Regions from separate parts of the Homo sapiens genome. Here region 2 is linked to region 1. A link is a loop called in an ENCODE intact Hi-C map of the cell type or tissue named here. Cell type or tissue: Caco-2. All regions are shown on one strand. Each heading gives the region's core, and the rest is flanking DNA. Links, peaks and the distances in the headings are about the cores only.

What was found. Hi-C counts contacts between places; a loop is a spot of excess contacts. Peaks named below come from ENCODE experiments on the same cell type or tissue, not always from the same donor. Only the 100,000 strongest peaks of a DNase experiment are listed, where the experiment ranks them.
Region 2: a loop joins it to region 1, with 7 times the contacts of the local background. A loop is called at or near these places in 1 of 110 quality-filtered maps.

The regions. Positions count from the first base shown.
Region 1 is chr3:165,126,769-165,138,526 of GRCh38, reverse strand. No RefSeq gene overlaps it. Among named protein-coding and RNA genes, the nearest start is that of LINC02023, 26 kb to the left of the region's middle. In Caco-2, for the core only: no CTCF peak of the experiment used is centred there; no DNase peak of the experiment used is centred there.
Region 2 is chr3:165,073,906-165,081,905 of GRCh38, reverse strand. SI (sucrase-isomaltase) reads left to right here and starts at 3,410. Exons shown (of 48, transcript NM_001041.4): 1 at 3,410-3,473; 2 at 5,894-6,011; 3 at 7,239-7,375. The coding sequence starts at 5,894. LOC105374192 (a long non-coding RNA gene) reads right to left here. Exons shown (of 5, transcript XR_924668.2): 4 at 4,304-4,370; 5 at 1-234. In Caco-2, for the core only: no CTCF peak of the experiment used is centred there; no DNase peak of the experiment used is centred there; H3K4me3 peaks cover 804 bases.

The DNA of each region.
Region 1 (11,758 bases), core at 1,509-9,508:
ATATGGAAAGGAACAACTGGTACCAGCCACTGCAAAAACATGCCAAATTGTAAAGACCATCAATGCTAGGAAGAAACTGCATCAGCTAATGAGCAAAATAACCAGCTAACATCACAATGACAGGATCAAATTCACACATAACAATATTAACCTTAAATGTAAGTGGGATAAATGCTCCAATTAAAAGACACAGACTGGAAAATTGGATAAAGAGTCAAGACCCATCAGTGTGCTGTATTCAGGAGACCCATTTCACATGCAGAGACACACATAGGCTCAAAATAAAGGGATGGAGGAAGATCTTCCAAGCAAATGGAAAACAAAAAAACCAGGGGTTGCAATCATAGTCTGTGATAAAACAGACTTTAATCCAAAAACTATCAAAAGAGACAAGGCTATTACATAATGGTAAAGGGATCAATTCAACAAGAAGAGCTAACTATAGTAAATATATATACACCCAATACAGGAGCACCCAGATTTATAAAGCAAGTCCTTAGACACCTACAAAGAGAATTAGACTCACACACAATAATAATGGGAGACTTTAACACCCCACTGTCAACATTAGACAGATCAATGAGACAGAAAGTTAACAAGGATATCCAGGAATTGAACTCAGCTCTGCACCAAGCAGACCTAATAGACATCTACAGAACTCTGCACCCCAAATCAACAGAATATACATTCTTCTTGGCACTACATTACTTCAATTCCAAAACTGACCACATAGTTGGAAGTAAACCACTCCTAAGCAAATGTAAAAGAACAGAAATTATAAAAACCTGTCTCTCACACCACAGTGCAATCAAACTAGAACACAGGATTAAGAAACTCCCTCAAAACTGCTCAACTACATGGAAACTGAAAAACCTGTTCCTGAATGACTACTGGGTACATAATGAAATGAAGGCAGTAATAAAGATGTTCTTTGAAACTAAACAAAGACACAACATACAAGAATCTTTTGGAAACATTTAAAGCAATGTATAGAGGGAAATTTATAGCACTAAATGCCCACAAGAGAAAGCAAGAAAGATCTAAAATTGACACCCTAAGACACAATTAAAAGAACTAGAGAAGCAACAGCAAACACATTCAAAAGCTAGCAGAAGGCAAGAAATAACTAAGAGCAGAGTAGAACTGAAGGAGATAGAGACACACAAAAAACTTCAAAAAATCAATGAATCCAGAAGCTGGTTTGTTGAAAAGATCAACAAAATTGATAGACTGCTAGCAAGACTAATAAAGAAGAAAAGAGAGAAGAATCAAATAGACACAATAAAAAAAATGATAAAGGGGATATCACCACTGATCCCACAGAAACACAAACTACCAGCAGAGAATAATATAAACACCTCTACACAAATAAACTAGAAAATCTAGAAGAAATGGATAAATTCCTGGACACATACAACCTCCCAAGGCTAAACCAGGAAGAAGTTGAATCTCTAGACCAATAACAGACTCTGAAATTCAGGCAATAATTAGTAGCCTACCAACAAAAAGAAGTCCAGAACCAGATAGATTCACAGCCAAATTCTACTAGAAGTACAAAGAGGAACTGGTACCATTCCTTCTGAAACTATTCCAATCAATAGGAAAGAGGGAATCCTCCCTAACTCATTTTATGAGGCCAGCATCATCCTGATACCAAAGCCTGACAGAGACACAACAAAAAAAGAGAATTTTAGACGAATATCCCTGATGAACATCGATGCAAAAATCCTCAATGAAATACTGGCAAACCAAATCCAGCAGCACATCAAAAAGCTTATCCACCATGATCAAGTCGGCTTCATCCCTGAGATGCAAGGCTGGTTCAACATATGAAAATCAATAAACGTAATCCATCATGTAAACAGAACCAACGACGAGAACTACATGATTATCTCAATAGATGCAGAAAAGGCCTTTGACAAAATTCAACAGCCCTTCGCGCTAAAAACACTCAAAAAATTAGTTATTGATGGGACGTATCTCAAAATAATAAGAGCGATTTATGACAAATCCACAGCCAAATGGGATTTGGGCAAAAATTGGAAGCAATCCCTTTGAAAACTGGCACAAGACAGGGATGCCCTTTCTCACCACTCCTACTCATCATAGTGTTGGAAGTTTTGGCCCGGTCAACCAGCAGGAGAAAGAAGTAAAGGGCATTCAATTAGGAAAAGAGGAAGTCAAATTGTCCCTTTTTGCAGATGACATGATTGTATATTTAGAAAACCCCATCGTCTCAGCCCAAAATCTCCTTAAGCTGATAAGCAACTTCAGCAAAGCCTCAGGATACAAAATCAATGTGCAAAAATCACAAGCATTCCTACACACCAATAATAGACAAACAGAGAGCCAAATCATGAGTGAACTCCCATTCACAATTGCTTCAAAGAGAATAATCCAACTTACAAGGGATGTGAAGGACCTCTTCAAGGAGAACTACAAATCACTGCTCCATGAAATAAAAAAGGACACTAACAAATGGAAGAACATTCCATGCTCATGTATAGGAAGAATCAATACCATGAAAATGGGCATACTGCCCAAGGTAATTTATAGATTCAATGCCATCCCCATCAAGCTACCAATGACTTTCTTCACAGAACTGGAAAAAACTACTTTAAAGTTCATATGAAACCAAAAAAGAGCTCGCATTGCCAAGTCAATCCTAACCCAAAAGAACAAACCTTGGGGGCATCACACTACCTGACTTCAGACTATACTACAAGGCTACAATAACCAAAACAGCAAAACAGTATCTCTGGTACCAAAACAGAGATATAGACCAATGGAACAGAACAGAGCCCTCAGAAATAATACCGGACATCTACACCATCTGATCTTTGACAAACCTGACAGAAACAAGAAATGGGGAAAGGATTCCCTATTTAATAAATGGTCCTGGGAAAACTGGCTAGCCATGTGCAGAAAGCTGAAACTAGATCCCTTCCTTACACCTTATACAAAAATGAATTCAAGGTGGATTAAAGACTTAAATGTAACCATAAAACCCTAGAAGAAAACCTAGGCAATACCATTCAGGACATAGGCATGGGCAAGGCCTTAATCACTAAAACACCAAAAGCAATGACAACAAAAGCCAAAATTCAGAAATGCAATCTAATTAAACTAAAGAGCTTCTGCACAGCAAAAGAGTGAACAGGCAACCTAAAGAATGGGAGAAAATTTTTACAATCTACCCATCTGACAAAGGGCTAATATCCAGAATCTACAAAGAACTTAAACAAATTTACAAGAAAAAGTCAAACAACCCCACCAAAAAGTGGGCGAAGGATATGAACAGACACTTCTCAAAATAAGACATTTATGTAGCCAACAGACCAATGAAAAAATGCTAGCCATCACTGGCCATCAGAGAAATGCAAATCAAAACCACAATGAGATACCATCTCTCACCAGTTAGAATGGCAATCATTAAAAAGTCAGGAAACAACAGGTGCTGGATAGGATGTGGAGAAACAGGAATGCTTTTACTCTGCTGATGAGACTGTAAACTAGTTCAGCCATTGTGGAAGACAGGGTGGTGATTCCTCAAGGATCTAGAATTAGAAATACCATTTGACCCAGCCATCCCATTACTGGGCATATACCCAAAGGATTATACATCATGTTGCTATAAAGACACATGCAGACTCATGTTTACTGCAGCACTATTCACAATAGCAAAGCCTTGGAACCAACCCAAATGTCCATCAATGATAGACTGGATTAAGAAAATGTGGCACATATACACCATGGAATACTATGCAACCATAAAAAAGGATGAGTTCATGTCCTTTGTAGGGGCATGGATGAAGCTGGATACCATCATTCTGAGCAAACTATTGCAAGCACAGAAAACCAAACACTGCATGTTTTCACTCATATGTGGGAATTGGACAATGAGAACACTTGGAAACAGGGTGGGGAACATCACACACTGGGGCCTGTCGTGGGGTGGGAGCATCAGGGAGGGATAGAATTAGGAGATATACTTAATGTAAATGAAGCGTTAATGGGTGCAGTACACCAATATGGCACATGTATACATATGTATCAAACCTGCATGTTGTGCACCTGTACCCTGGAACTTAAAGTATAATACAAAAAATAATAATAATAAAAAATAAATCAAAGACCACATAGAAAGGGACATATGCTCTCTCTCTCTCTCTTTTTTTTTTTTTTTTTTTTTTTTTGAGGCAGAGTCTTGCTCTGTTGCCCAGGCTGGAGTGCAGTGGCACGATCCCAGCTCACTGCAAGCTCCACCTCCCGGGTTCACGCCATTCTCCTGCCTCAGCCTCCCGAGTAGCTGTGATCACAGGCACTCTCCACTGTGCCCTGCTAATTTTTTTTTTTTTGTATTTTTTAGTAGACACCGGGTTTCACCATGTTAGCCAGGATGATCTCGATCTCCTGACGTCGTGATCCTCCTGCCTTGGCCTCCCAAAGTGCTAGGATTACAGTCATGAGCCACTGCGCTCAGCTAGAACATATGCTCTTAACCAAAACTAACATACATGTTGAAATTATTTCTAATCTGTGTTTTGCCATTTACCTTTATTCATTCTGAAGCTTAACTCCTACCCTCCCTCTCAAGAATCAAAGACAAAAATTAAATCCTCATTATTTTAATGTTTAAATTATTTTGCTCAATACTACTCTTTAAAAAGAGAGACAGGAAAGGTGTATTATGAAAATGAGCAATAAGATATTTCAGCTTTTACAGCTGTAAGACAATGAAAGGTTAATAAGAAACTCTAAAGTCAACATAGTGAAAATTCCCCAATGTATTTAAAACTCTTAAGTTATGTAATGACTACAAAGTTCATGTTCAGACAATTTAAGTAAATGTTTGTGTGTATTTGTCCCTTGACAATGCTATCAAGGAAATTCTGTTTGAGAATGTACTCTGTAATGTGAATAGGTTATAAAATCAAATAACAGATCTAGTCTTTTCTGTCTATAACAGAGTGTATGTCTTGAAACAAAAGTTTAATCTTTCTGAGCCTCAGTGTTTTCATTGGCACTGCTAGGGGATAGGCACTAGTATTATCCTCATGTTATAAATTTCAAAACTGAAGCATAGATGAATTAAGCAACTTGTTAGGGATACAAAGCCAAGAAATACTGGAGTAAGAACTTGCTCAAGATTATATGATCAATGAATGTCAAAAGTGAGACTTGTGTACAGAGCTCATTCTGATTTTAGTTCTTTTGCACTAAGCAGCCTACCAAAGTGAATGCCTCATGAAGTTCAGCAGTAGTGAGAAGGAGAAGGCCCTGGAGACAATGACTGTATGTGTGCGTTTGTGTGTGTGGATATAAATACCTATGTATTGTGTGTGTGTTGATATATATACATATTGTGTGTGTGCATGTGTAATAGATTTTCAAATTTAATAACATGTACATGATGCATAATTCAAACATTACAGATGTCTTGTTCTTTCCCAGGAGACAATTAGCATTGTTAGTACCTTCCCAGAGACCATCTATACATTTACAGACACATATTTATATATACACACACACACACATATATACACACATATATATGTTATATGTAATGTATATGTGTAGACCATTTATATATTTACAAACATATGTATCTACACATTTACATACATATATACAGAGATCATTATACATTTACAGACATATATGTATGTATGTTACATATATAACATTAATGATATATGTAACCTAAATGATATATACTATGCACACTATGTTGCTTCTAACTTTTTTCTCTTAGAGGTCATATAAGCTACTACATATCCATCATTTTTCTAATTTATTTTATAATATTCTGTTTTATATATGTGCTATAATGTAACTAGTCACAAAGTAATGAACTTACAAATTCTTTCTAATTTTTGTTGTTATAAACAAAACTGCAGTGAGTAGATAACATTTTAATGTATGCAATTATGTACGTAGAAAGAAGACCTATGGGTGGGATTTCTGGGTCAACAAACATATATATTTTTAAATTTTAATGGATGTGCCATTCACCAACTTGACAGCAATTTCCTACCCAGATGCACATATGAGAAGGGCTGTTTTCCATACACTCTCCACTACAGTTTATCCAATCACTTTATTGCTCAAGAGTGAAACATGATCTGATGGCTTTAATTTTTATATCTCTTATTATTTATGTATCTTAGTCTGTTCACTTTCTAATATTTTTTTCTGGGTAATGTCAGTTCATATAATTTGCCATTTTAAAAATTAGACCATTGGTCTATTTATTATTGATTTGTAGGAGTTTATGTTAATTCTAGAATGTAAACTTTGGCATTTGATAAATATTATCAAAATGCTCTCAACTTATCATTTAAATTTCTCATTGTTTAAGATGTTTTGAACCAAAAAAGACCATTTACATTTCTATGTATTTAATTTGTCAGAATTTTCTCTCTATAGCTTCTGAGCTTTAAACATATTTAGATAAGATTCCTATTCAGTGTTTGCTTTAAAAAAAAGAGAATGAATAAAATAGTTTCTTTAGTTTTCTTCTAGTACTTTTATAGTTTTATTTTTTAATGTTAAAACTTTTAATTCATCTAGGATTTATTTTGGTGATGTAAAATCCAACATTATTTGTTTCTCCAAAACCTCCCAGTTTTTCCAACATTATTTGTTGAATAATATCTTTCTACAGATTTGAAATGCTAATTTTAAGGTCCAGAATTTTTAATAGTATTTATTAAGATATTTAAGGCTTGGTGTGGTGGTTCATGCCTGTAATCCCAGCACTTTGGGAGGCTGAGATGGGTGGATTACCTGAGGTCAGGAGTTAAAGCCCAGCCTGGCAAACATGGCAAAAACTTTTTGCTACTAAAAATACAAAAAAAATTAGCTAGGTGTGGTGGTGGGCACCTGTAATCCCAGCTACTCGAGAGGATGAGGCAGGAGAGTCACTTGAACCTGAGAGGCGGAGGTTGCAGCGGGCCAAGATTGTGCCACTGCACTCCAGCCTGGGTGATAAGAGCAAAACTCCATCTCAAAAAAAAAAAAAACATTTTAAAAAGTCATTTACCCTATTATTCATATTTGACATATATCAAGAAGACATTGTAATACTTCATAATCCTTAACTTAACTTGGAAGCAGTAATGGATTGGTTGGAACATATTTAATTGTTTACATAAGTGTCAATTGAATAGAATTTCTTTGTGAGATTTAGGTAATGATTAGGGATAAAGAGAAAGGGTAAACAATTCTAGACAACAAGAGTGAAAGAACAACTGACCATAAGAAATCTTAAAATATGCCATGGTTATACATCCACTCCTTAGAAATAATCCATATATTTTTAAAAATTATAACTTGTATTTAAGCTTATCTAAATATAGCTTATATTAAAATTTCTAGAGATGGGTGAGAGTCTTAGATATATTTAGGCTATACAAATACCTCTGGATATGCACTCATAATTGTGTTTGATTAATTAAAAAACTGCAAATTCCTTTCCATGTCTCCAGTCTCTATGGTCGAGAAATAAATGAAATATGTCTTACTTGACAAAATCCCTCATCAGAAACTAGTCTCTATTATGACATGTGCTTTCTGCATGTACACTCTCACAGTGAAGATAATGTATCCTTGTAAATAAAAATGACCTCATGAACTCTGGGACTTCAGCCCGGTACTTCAGATAGTTCTAAGGTGCTTGTTAATGCTGACATTGTGCATGATTTTATTATTTAAAATATATGATAGTCTAAACTTCAAAGTTATTAATGCTTTAATGCAAAGAGTATGGTCTTTGGAGATAGAAACCTCTGGCTCTTCAGCTGAATGTGGACATTAAACTTCCTCTTCTCCACCTGCAACTGTAGAATAATTGCTCCATTCATGTGTTTTTTTTTTATTTTTTTGAGGATAAAGTAAAATAATGAGAAAACATTACAGCACAGTGTTTTATATAAAAGTTTAGAAATGTTAACTCACTTTTTTTTTTTCTCCTTCACTGGAAACCATTTTTATTACATAATACTGGGTGTTTTACTTTACTTAAAAATTTTATTATCATAACTCTTCCAACACATTATTATAATTTCAAAGTTTTTATTTCTTGAAATCATTTTCATGGTACTTAATTTCTTATGTATTTTTTTTCTTCAAGAGCAAGATAATTTGAGAGAGGTGGGGTAACATGGCAGAATAGAAGGCTCCACCAGTTGTCACCCCTTCCCACAAGGACACCAATTAACAATAATCTACATGCATTAAGCACCTTCTTAAGAACCAAAAACCAGGCGAGCACTCACAGTACCTGGATTTAACTTTATTTCTCTGAAAGAGGCACTGAAAAGGTAGGAGAAACAATTCCGAATGGCCAACACCACTAATTTCCCATTCCTGGCAGCAGCAGCTTGGTGTGGAGAGCATGGGGAGAGGGAGAGCCAGCAATTATGAAGCATTGAACTCAGTGCAACCCTTTTTATAGCAGAAAGCAAATTAGCCCAATCTCATCTGATGCTTACCCACAGCAGGTACATTTAAACCAGCCCTAGCCAGAGGGGAATTGCTGATCCCAGTGGTGGGAACTTGAGTTTCTGCAAGCCTTGCCATTGGGCTAAAGGGCTTTAGGGCTCAAAAAAACCTTGAAAGGTACTCTAGGCCACAAGGACTGCAACACCTAGGTGAGCCCTATGACTGAACTGGGCCCAGAGACAGTGGACTGACGAAGGATGCGACCTACTGAGACCCCAGCTGGGGTGGCTAAGGGAGTGGTGGTATCATTCCTCCCAACCCCAGGTTACAAAGCTGTAGCTACAGAAGAGACCCCTTCATTCCACTTGAGAAGAGGAGAAAGAGGAGCAGGGAAGACTTTGTCTTGCAGTTTGGAAGCCACCTCAGCTGCAGCATAGGATATTGGTTAGAGTTATGAGGCCGCATTTCTAGGTCCTAGCTTCCAGAAATTTCTAGTCACACCCTTGTCCAGAAGCAATTCTGTTGCCTTGAAGGGAAGGACTCAGTCTTGGAAAGATTCATCACCTGCTATCTGAAGAGCCCTTGGGCCCTAAATAACTAGCAGTGATACCCAGGTACTACGTCAATGGCCTTAGGTGAGACACTGAGACTCGCTGGCCTCAGGTGAGACTCAGCACATTCCCAGCTGTGGTGACTGTAGGGTGAGACTGCTTCCACTTCAGAAAAGTGAAGGGAATAGTAAAGGGGACTTTGTCTTGCAGTTAGGTACCAGCTCAGCCATGGGGGGATAGAGCACCAACTGGGCTCTTGGGGTCCCCAATTCCAGAACTTGGCTCTTTCTTGGCATTTCTGGATCTGTCTTGGGCCAGAAGGGAGCCAGCTTCCCTGAAGAGTGAGTCCCAGGCCAGACAGCATTCACAACAGCTGACTTAAGAGCCCTTGGGCTTTAAGGAAACATTGGTGGTGGTGGTGGTGGTGGCTACCAGGTAAGGCTTCTCTGTCTTTGGAAATGGGAGAGAATAGTGGGAAGGACTGTGTCTTGTGGTTTGAGTGCCAACTCGGCCACAGTACAATAGAATACCAGGTGAAACTTCTGAAGTTTTTTACTACCTCTGCTCAGAGCCTGGGGGAACTCACTGCCCTTAAGGGAATGACATAGGCCTGGTTGCCCTTGTCACCTGCTGATTTTAGAGCCCTGTGGCTTTGAGTGAACATAAGTGGTAGCCAGGGAGAGATAGCAGGCTTTTGGCCAGACCAAGTGCCAAATTGGCTTCAGTTCTGATCCAGCACAGTCCTAGGGGTGGTGGCCATAGGGGTTTTTGTGTCATTTCACCCCCAGCTCCCGGTGGCTCAGAGACCATAGAGAGACTGTTTGTTTGGGAGAAAGTAAATAAAGAGTACAAAAGTCTCTTCCCAGTAATCCAGAGCATTCTGGATCTTGTCCAAGACCATCAAGTCAGTACCTCTAAGAGTCTGCAAGAACCACAGTGCTACCAGATTTGGGGTCATCCCCTAGAGAAGATACAGCTTAGATTACAATACCTAAGTCCTCTCAAATATCTGCAAATTTTTTCCCAAGAAGCCCAGACTGAGAAGACGACATTAAATATGTAACTCTTTAATGCCCATACAAGGGTAAGATAACTTTACAAAATGATGTAGAATGTCAAAATACTTTAAGTAACTGATTTTCAATCACTATGCAAATTTTCAAAATAAAAAATCAACAAAAGATAGAGTCATATAACATTTACATTTTCAGTGGTTAAATAACTTTTTTGAATCTGCCCATTTTCCTTTCTGTTTTGAATACTATTATTCCTGCATGTCTATGTTATATGACTCTTGGTCATTTGCCTTTGTGGGTTTCTCTTCTTTTGGCTGTTCCTCTTAAAGTTATTTTGCTATTAGTGGTATTCGAAAAGATATAGGCTCATGACGTCTCAAAAACAATTAACTTGGGCTTGCTGCCATTAATTTGAGTGTTGATGTTGTTATAATAATAGAACGGACATGGTCCAGATCAATAGCATGTCTTAATACTTTTTCTCTCCATTTTATACCTCGAAGTGATCGAAAATACTAAAAAGATTTTAATCTGACTTAAATGCAAATTATTATTTCTTGCTTAATGCAGAAAATATTTAAATATTATTTATCGCTGAAAAACACATGTAGAATGAGATATAATTTAAATTTACATCTCCCCACATTCAGCTTTTTTGTAGCTTTTTGTTTTCCCTTATGTCCTGAGGCTAACCTTGAAACCAAGAAAATGACAGTTTAAAGAAATGAATATACTATTTATTTGCATAATGGGTTTTCATCCTTGATATTTGAGGTTAGAATTTAGGGACAAGAGGTAGTTTTGTATGATTGAAATTTTCCTATTATATAGTCCCCATCAATAAATCTGATTTGCTGATCTCTGTTCTTGCCATAATCTGCATGCTCAATCTTTCTTTCTATTATTATCCTAGTCACATCTGATCCACATCTGTGGTCTTCCTAATCCATAAAGTGTTCAAGCAATAGTAATCATCTTATTCAATATCTATTCCTGTCTGCATTCCTCAGTCATCCTAACTGCAAAACTTGACATAATGATTAGCAGGCATCAGTGGGCATATTATCAGTATAGTGATAGAATAGAGAGAAAGGAAAGAGGTTAGTGAGCTAGAAAGGATAACTACATTCTTTTAAAGGAAAGAGTCATGGAAATAAGAACAGGAGCGGGGGGAGAAGCTAAGGTATCTGAGATTATTTTGTTTACCTCATATAGGTGGATCTAAAATGATTATTTTAAAATGCTATTTGGAAATGTATGCAAATACAGATTGCATACAAATAAGAATTTCATAGTTTTAGACCCAAAATTTTATTTTGGTAGCCAAGAACAGGAAGAATTGAAAAGTAATATTTATCAGAGATGGGAAAATTAGATCTCATGAAATGACAGAGCTTTCATTAAAATGGGTTTATTATATAGATGAGAAAACTGAGGTGAATATCAAATGACTTGCTTAGACTCAAATTTAAGTATTCAGTAGCTAGGCAAGATCTCCTGTGTCCCAGACCAATGTTTAGTCTGCTGAATAAGATCACCAATTGTCATGGGTATGAAGTAGAGTGATGTTAACCATCCCAGGTTTTTAATGGTTTCAGAAATAAAAACAGAGAAAAAGCAACAAACGAGTGAACCTTACAATTCCTAAGTGTTATATATAATATGAAGAAAGCAATTAATATCCTGCTTAGAGATTAATCATCCTCATTTAACAGATATTTATTGAGCACCTACTATGTCAAGAGC
Region 2 (8,000 bases), core at 1-8,000, 55 kb after region 1:
GGTGTCTTGCCCCTGAATTTGTTTTCTCCTTCTTCTTCTAAAATCTTTTGTATCCAGTATTTTTTATGACCCAGGCAGGAACCTTGGCTTCCCTTTTTATATTTGTGTTCTATTGCACCTGCTTCTGTCTTCTAGGAGAAAGAACTCAAACAAATTCAACACCTCCCAGAGCCTTCTTCCATTCCTTCTTCTCTTGCCATGTGGCTGTTTTCTTTCTAGTTTTTTCACAGGCCTCTAAAAGAAGCAGAACATTTTTTATTATTTAATATTTTGAAATATCTCTGCATTATCGCTGTGAAAATTCGATTTTTGTCTTTTTGTTGCATCCTGGTGGCAAGTAACATATAAAACTAGTATATTAAATCATGTAACTTTTAACCTAAGGTGCATATTTGAGGTCCATGATTTAACTACTGTAGACGTCCATGATTTAACTACCATATGTTTGAAATTCTGACATGCACATTTCAGAGACAAAGTACATAATACTCCCTAAAGAGAGTAGTTGAACATTAATCTGTTCTAATTACACTAGGTGTCAATCACCAGTTATGATTCACTTTTGGTGTTCACAACTCATCCTGCCTGCTGACTATCCAACTCAATTTGGGGATCATTTTGCTTATGAAGTTTTAAAGTTTTTGGACAACTTTATATTAATAATTGAAATTTTAAGAATTTATATTTGTTTTTAAATAAAATGATATGTTTTAAGTTAAAACACCTTTTTAATTACTGTACATAACTTCCTTATGCTTATAATTGAATACATTTATTTTGTGATTTTTATCTGAATTTACCTTCTAAGCATTTTTTGAACACCTTATTCGATTGATTGAGGTTCATTGTTGGAACCAGAGCTAGGGTGGCAGAAGTAATTGCTTAAAACAAAGGCCAGTTTGTTGACATGACAGGGAGATAACGATACGAAATAGAAGGTACACAAATTCAAAATCACACAAAGTTTTTTTTTTCTGTCTGTTTCTTTAAGACTTTCTTTTTTTAAATTATACTTTAAGTTCTAGTACATGTGCACAATGTGCAGGTTTGTTACATATGGATACATGTGCCATGTTGAAGTGCTGCACCCATTAACTAGTCATTTACATTAGGTATATCTCCCAATGCTATCCCTCCCCCCTTCCTCCACCTCATGACAGGCCCCAGTGTGCGATGTTCCCCTTCCTGTGTCCAAGTGTTCTCATTGTTCAATTTCCACCTATGAGTGAGAACATGCAGTGTTTGGTTTTTTGTCCTTGCGATAGTTGGCTGAGAATGATGGTTTCCAGCTTCATCCATGTCCCTACAAAGGACATGAACTCATCCTTTTTTATGGCTGCATAGTATTCCATGGTGTATATGAGCCACATTTTCTTAATCCAGTCTATCATTGATGGACATTTGGGTTGGTTCCAAGTCTTTGCTATTGTGAATAGTGCCACAATAAACATACATGTGCATGTGTCTTTTTAGCAGCATGAAAATCACACAAAGTTTTTAACTGGAGAGAACAAAAGCTGTTACTTGAAATATTTCTATAAATAAAGGAACATGTAAAGGAGGACTAGTTAAAACTTGACAGAGGCTTATCGTTTCAATTCAAAGATGTGGAAAGCTGGAAAGAATCTTTGCTCTCACTTCTAAAGGAAGAAATAAAAAGACAACTTGTTAACTATTTCTCTTGAATCTATCAGAGAACTAAAATTAAAGGGAAAACAATTGATCTGAAATATAAGATTTATCAATGTTGTTGCATAAATCAGTAGTTTATAACTTTTCATTGCTGAGTAGTTTGCTATTGTATGGATATGCCAGAGTTTACAGACACTTTTGTTGTTTCCAGTTTGGGGAAATTATCAATAAAGCTGTTATACAAATTGGTATACAAAATTTACAATCAGCTTGTCTATATTTACTTCATGGAGTTTTGATTTAGATTATATTTTATGTGTAGATCTAATAGTGGCAAATTGGCAGCTTAATACTGAGTTTTGCAGTCTATGAATATGGCGTATCTCTCAATTTTTAAAATCTTTAACTTTTTCATCAACATTTTTTGGTGCTATTCTAATTGATAATCTAGCTATCTATCAACTTATATCTCTGTCTATATCTATATTGTAGTTTCAGTTTCCAATTCTTCCTTGCTATTAGGTAGGATCATGATTGACCTTTGTATGTTGACCTTATATCCTGTGACCTTGCTTTGCTTGCCTATTGGTTCTAGGAGCTTTGAGTTCATTTAGTGAGATTTTACACATATAAAATAATGTGGCATATGAATAGAGAGTAAATCACTCAAAAGTTTTATTATATTTTTCCTATTTAGATCATTCTGGACTGATTTTAAACTTATTGCTATATAACTGATTTTATATACTGAAATTTCTCCTTTATATAGCTACTGAGTCTTACAACAATCCATGCATACTTTTTTTAAATTTTCTTTTTAGACTCATATTTAGTTTGCTTCAAAAACTAATTGCTCTACTTTATGCAAACACATTATTTTAATATATATTTTGTTGAAAAGATAGTATCCAGATGGTATGCAAGGCTTAGACTCTGACAATTTCAGAGTCAAATTGGGGTCAATAATAATTAAGCAATATTAGCTCATATAATTCTTTTAGTGATTTTATAGGTAGTATTTTGCCCACAATTTCTCAGGTAAGCATAGTACAGCCAGCATTTATATCCAAATTTATTATATCAAATCCATTGCTTTTAAACATTATGCTAGCTTAAACCAGTAGTGTAATTAATTTTATACATTTTACTACATGAAATGAGAAGGTTTACAATATGATTTTTTATAATTCAATGAGTGCTATCTGTGGTAAATAAATAGATAAAAATGTTGATTTTATCTCTAAATTACTGATCTGGGCACCTCTATTTTATGTTTTATACTTAAGGATTTGGTCACTTTTTCAACCTTAAGATCAAAGACAAGATACAGGGAATAATTTTTATTTAATCATTACTTTTTATAAAATATTATCTTCTAATTGTTATATCCTGAAAATTTTTCACAGATTCTGTCTTTCAAATATGTTTCTACTCTCCAGTGAGGATCTAAATTGCACACAATGGACAAAATAGTTATTATAACAAAATCCAAATATAAAATAAATATAATTTTGAAAAGAGAAAAAATAGAAAGAACTACTTTTATGTTCTTAAGATATTAATAGTTCACAGCTTTGAGAAATCAAAGAGTATCTGACAGTACAATTACTAATTAACTTAGATTCCCAGAGAGAAACATTTATGTAAACTACTTTCAGGGTTAAGGCTTTTAACAATTGTATGTTGAGCAGAAGATTATTAAACACTGATAGGCTGGTAAGGGTGCAATAAAACTTTATGAGTAGGTCAATATATACCTAAGCAGCTTTCCTTGATCATTATTTTGGCAGCCTTATCCAAGTCTGGTACAACATAGCAAAGAGAACAGGCTATGAAATAAGGTAAGTCTATGGCTCATATGTTTTTTGTTATTTTTATGTTTTCAACTAATTATATTTTTTCTTAATTTGTGTTAGCAGTATTCCCATCTATCTGCACTAGGCTAAAATAGCAATATCATATATTTTAAGTTGCCATTTGAAATATGTAGTACCTTGTATTAAACAGGAAAAAATATTTCTAATTTTTTTTTAAATACAGGATTTTTTTTGGCCCAACTCTTCATTATAACTTTTGTAAGACTTAGGTGGAATCATAGCAAGTTTTGTTTAATGACTCTATATGAAAGAAAATGAGTACTGATTAAGATTTTGAAAAATAGATGAATAATAAAGTATGCTTAAATATATTTTAAGAAAATCTATATAAAATAGAATGCTACATTTATAAAACATTACTGTTTTCTAGCTGACCTTTTAAAGATCATTCATCAAGTTGTTATACAATAAAGTATTATTCATCTTCATAATAAATATGCAGAGAAAGGGTATCAATATATATTTTCCAAGAAGAGTTGCTTAAAATTACTGTAATCCAAAATTACAGGGATCATATTTTTTTATCACAGTAATTTTAAGCAATTGTTTTAAATTTTGTTTTGATTTTTCTAGACAAAGGAGAGTTTGTTTCATGACAAAAATGCATTTTTTAAGACTTCCCTTATCAAAAAGGAAAGCACAATTCTCATTATTGACTTCTTGGTAGCAAAGTAGGTTATCACTTCAAATGAGATTTACACTTATTTAAAGTTGTACACTAAATGTAACTTTGTCATTTCTCAACATAACATCACGCAACTGGGCTTCATTTTTCGAACAGCTTTGTATGTTACCTGTTGCTCTGTTTACTTTACATTCATTTTCTTTGAAAATTACTGATGCAATAAACAGCTTACATATCTGGAACAGAAAATTGTATACTAAGAATAAATGCTAATCTGCAGATATTCATTTATAAGCTATACTAAAAAATTAAGTTTTTGCTTACTTAATATTATTCTCTGACTACTTTTATAATTTTTGCTAACAAGAATGTAACGATCTAATTGAGGAAATTAACATATACATAAATAATTGCAATGGACATTTAATATGCTATGGTAAATGAAGAAAGGCTAGATTAACTGTGCCTCAGAGTGGTAAGGAACTCACCATGGCATTTGAATTCAGCAAAATTTAGAATTCACCTAGAAGAGTGGATGGGGAGGGATTGAAATTGAACAGCAGGTATGAAGGCAATATGTTATCTAAAAATTATGCTGTGGTGCTGGGGATAAAATGAAGGCATAATTCTAAAAATACTTTGAAGATAAAGTCAGATGGACTTATTGAATGATTGAATGTTGTAAAACATATGGAAGAAGGAAAAAAAGGTGTTTAGGTTGGGACAACTGGGTACATGAGTTGACATAGTTACAGAACAGGGACCATTGTGAGACCAAAAAAAAAAAAAAAAACAAACCGTGATTTTAAACCCAATAATTTATTAAAGCACTTACTGTAGTAATTCTAAGTTCTACTTTGGTATATGTCTTTGAATTAAGATTTATACTAAAATCATAGAATACAGATAATCCATGGAAACTTGAGAACTAAGAAAAATAAGATATATGTGGTCAAAATTAAATTAAACAAATATGCTTTCAGATAATTATTGGAGATGTGTTCTTTCCTGTCTACATTTGGGTATCTTCCATATGCTACCTCAAAAGTATAATGTCTTTTAATAATAAATATGTATTTTTGATATAAGAGTTTTGTATATCTCATTTGCTGCTGTTTGATGAAGGAACTTGGTGAAAATTCAAAAGATTTTTAAACAGAGTAGCAACTCCCAAATATATACTATTCTATCAAATATATGTATTTATGTTCTTTTCGACAATATTGTGGAAAGTAGTGTTGGAATTAGAGAGAGGAGAGTTCAAGAAAAAAACTGAAGTTTTTAACTTTGAACTATAACTTATTCTTTGTTAAGCTTAAAGTTCCTGATCAGTAAAATGTGAATAACTATTTCCTTCATAGAATTGTTGTGAGAATTGAGAAACAGTGCAAGTGGAAGCCTTTGCCTTGCAAAATGCTCTAAATGAGAAGGCAAGACACACCTACTTGAAGATCTTTTTTTCCATCTGTATTTTCATCTTAGTGTACTACTACTACTGTAATGTGCATCAGTAATTCATTCCTTTTACTTTAAATTGCATGTGTTGCTTACATTTTATATCAGTATAAGTTTCAGGTTATTAAGTACATGCTTAATATATTATTAAGTAAGTGCTTAATTTAGGATATTATGTAAGTGCTGTCTTCAACTCTGCATTATACATAGTAAAAAAAAGAATATGTAATTTCATGAGAATTGTTGGTGGTTTATTATAGTTATATATTTTACATTTTAAATATATATTCTTTTCTGTTTTTAGATGGCAAGAAAGAAATTTAGTGGATTGGAAATCTCTCTGATTGTCCTTTTTGTCATAGTTACTATAATAGCTATTGCCTTAATTGTTGTTTTAGCAACTAAGACACCTGCTGTTGATGGTAAGTAGTACATTAAAAGCATGGCTACATTATCGTGAAGTTAGGAGGAAGTTACTCCACAATAGTTATAGGTTTTAAAAAATAATCTGTGTAAGATGAAACACTTATAGAAAAATCCAGGGTAAGTTACACAATTACTTCCACTTTTTCTATTCATTATATTCCATATTTCAATGATGAGCTATTGTAAGTAAGGAATCCATGTGCTTTGACATGAATTGCCTTCCCTAGCTACTTGACAAAGAGCAAAGAGGCAAAGGGATCAAATCGTTAATGTAAGGTGGAATAATCGCCTACTGGTGTGAGCATCATCTCATTAGTGGGAAAACCTGGGTTTTTGCTCCAGCCTTCACACACTTGCAAAGGAAATAAGGATTTTAGCAAATATTCTTTGTTCTGGTTAGATTTTATTTTAAGGAGAGAGAGAGGTTGTATGAGAAAGGCAGGTAGAGGAAAGTTGAAAAAAGACTTGGATAGTTTAATTATCTGTTTCTGAATATTTTAATTCTAATTTAGAGTTGGTACATACGGAATGCTGAATCTCTTTCTTCATTATTCTCTCTTGAGCAAATCAGTATTGTAAAGGATGTTACACATTATCTTCTAGACTACAGTTAGCATTTCCTATTCCTGTTAATCTTTTGTTTTACCTACTTCCAGAAACTGAGAGCTTACTGTATTATGAAGCAATATATTTTAATGATATCTCATTGCTGGAATGTTATTTATATGGCGTTGGTATCTACCATTCTTCGCTATTCCAGCTTTCTCTACTTTACCTATCAAATTATTCCCTTGCAAGGGATAATTTGAATAACTTTCACCTACTTTCCTCTTCTCTAATTTCTTCTCACCTTCTCTATATGTTTTTCATAACTCATATTGCTCCATCTTTTCTTCAGCTATAAAATACAAGTTGTAAATACAGTATGAATGTATATTTTGTTACCTTCTGAATCTACACCAAGTCCTTTTGTAAATATATTTTGTATTTCTTCAGAAACAGTCAATAGGATTCTACACTGTCAATTTTAAAAGTATGATTGGATCTTTTCCTTTTGATGACTAGTGCTTGAAATTGTGGGTCTTTTTAAATGCAAAATTTATTTTAAAATTTTCATTTTATATGAATTCATGTATTCTTTCAAAAAGTACTTATTACTTGATAATTCTGAGAAAATTAATTTAATGTCATGTTTTATTTTATTGAGTTTTTTCCTCCCCCAGAAATTAGTGATTCTACTTCAACTCCAGCTACTACTCGTGTGACTACAAATCCTTCTGATTCAGGAAAATGTCCAAATGTGTTAAATGATCCTGTCAATGTGAGAATAAACTGCATTCCAGAACAATTCCCAACAGAGGTCTGCAGCAAAAGTCTTTAATATTTTTAATGAATATATACATTATTATATTAAGATAATTGCTGAATATTGGATCGATCTTATTTAATAAAGATCTAGACATAAATTAGGCTGAATTTATCATTTTATTATAGCTTCCTATTAAAAATGATAGATAATAGAAGTTACTGACCTTGCTTTCCTTTATCTCTGCTCAATTTAAATTAACAAGTTAATATTCATCCATATTTAACAAGTTATAGTTAATTTTACAAATCTTCATGAAATTCTGTCATCTCAAATCTACTTCTTTAAGAAAGTATACCTTTGATAATATAGAACATTTAGGAGGGAGTATATATGTTCCAGTAGAGTATTTGTAATGATAGCATTAAGAAGTATCTGTGGAAAACAAAATACTCATTTTATGAAAATTATTAATTGTTTTTAATTTAGCAATTAGAAGTGAAGAAGAGAAAATGGAGAAAATTAGGTGTAACCAATTGGATTCATGTAACCCAAGTTCACTCTTCCTTTTTTTCCCCACAAACCTGTGTGGGAATAAAAGTCATTGTGTGTGGGTGTATATGTACAGTCCTTCATGGGTATCCTCGGGGAATTGGTTTCAGGACTTCTGAGGATACCA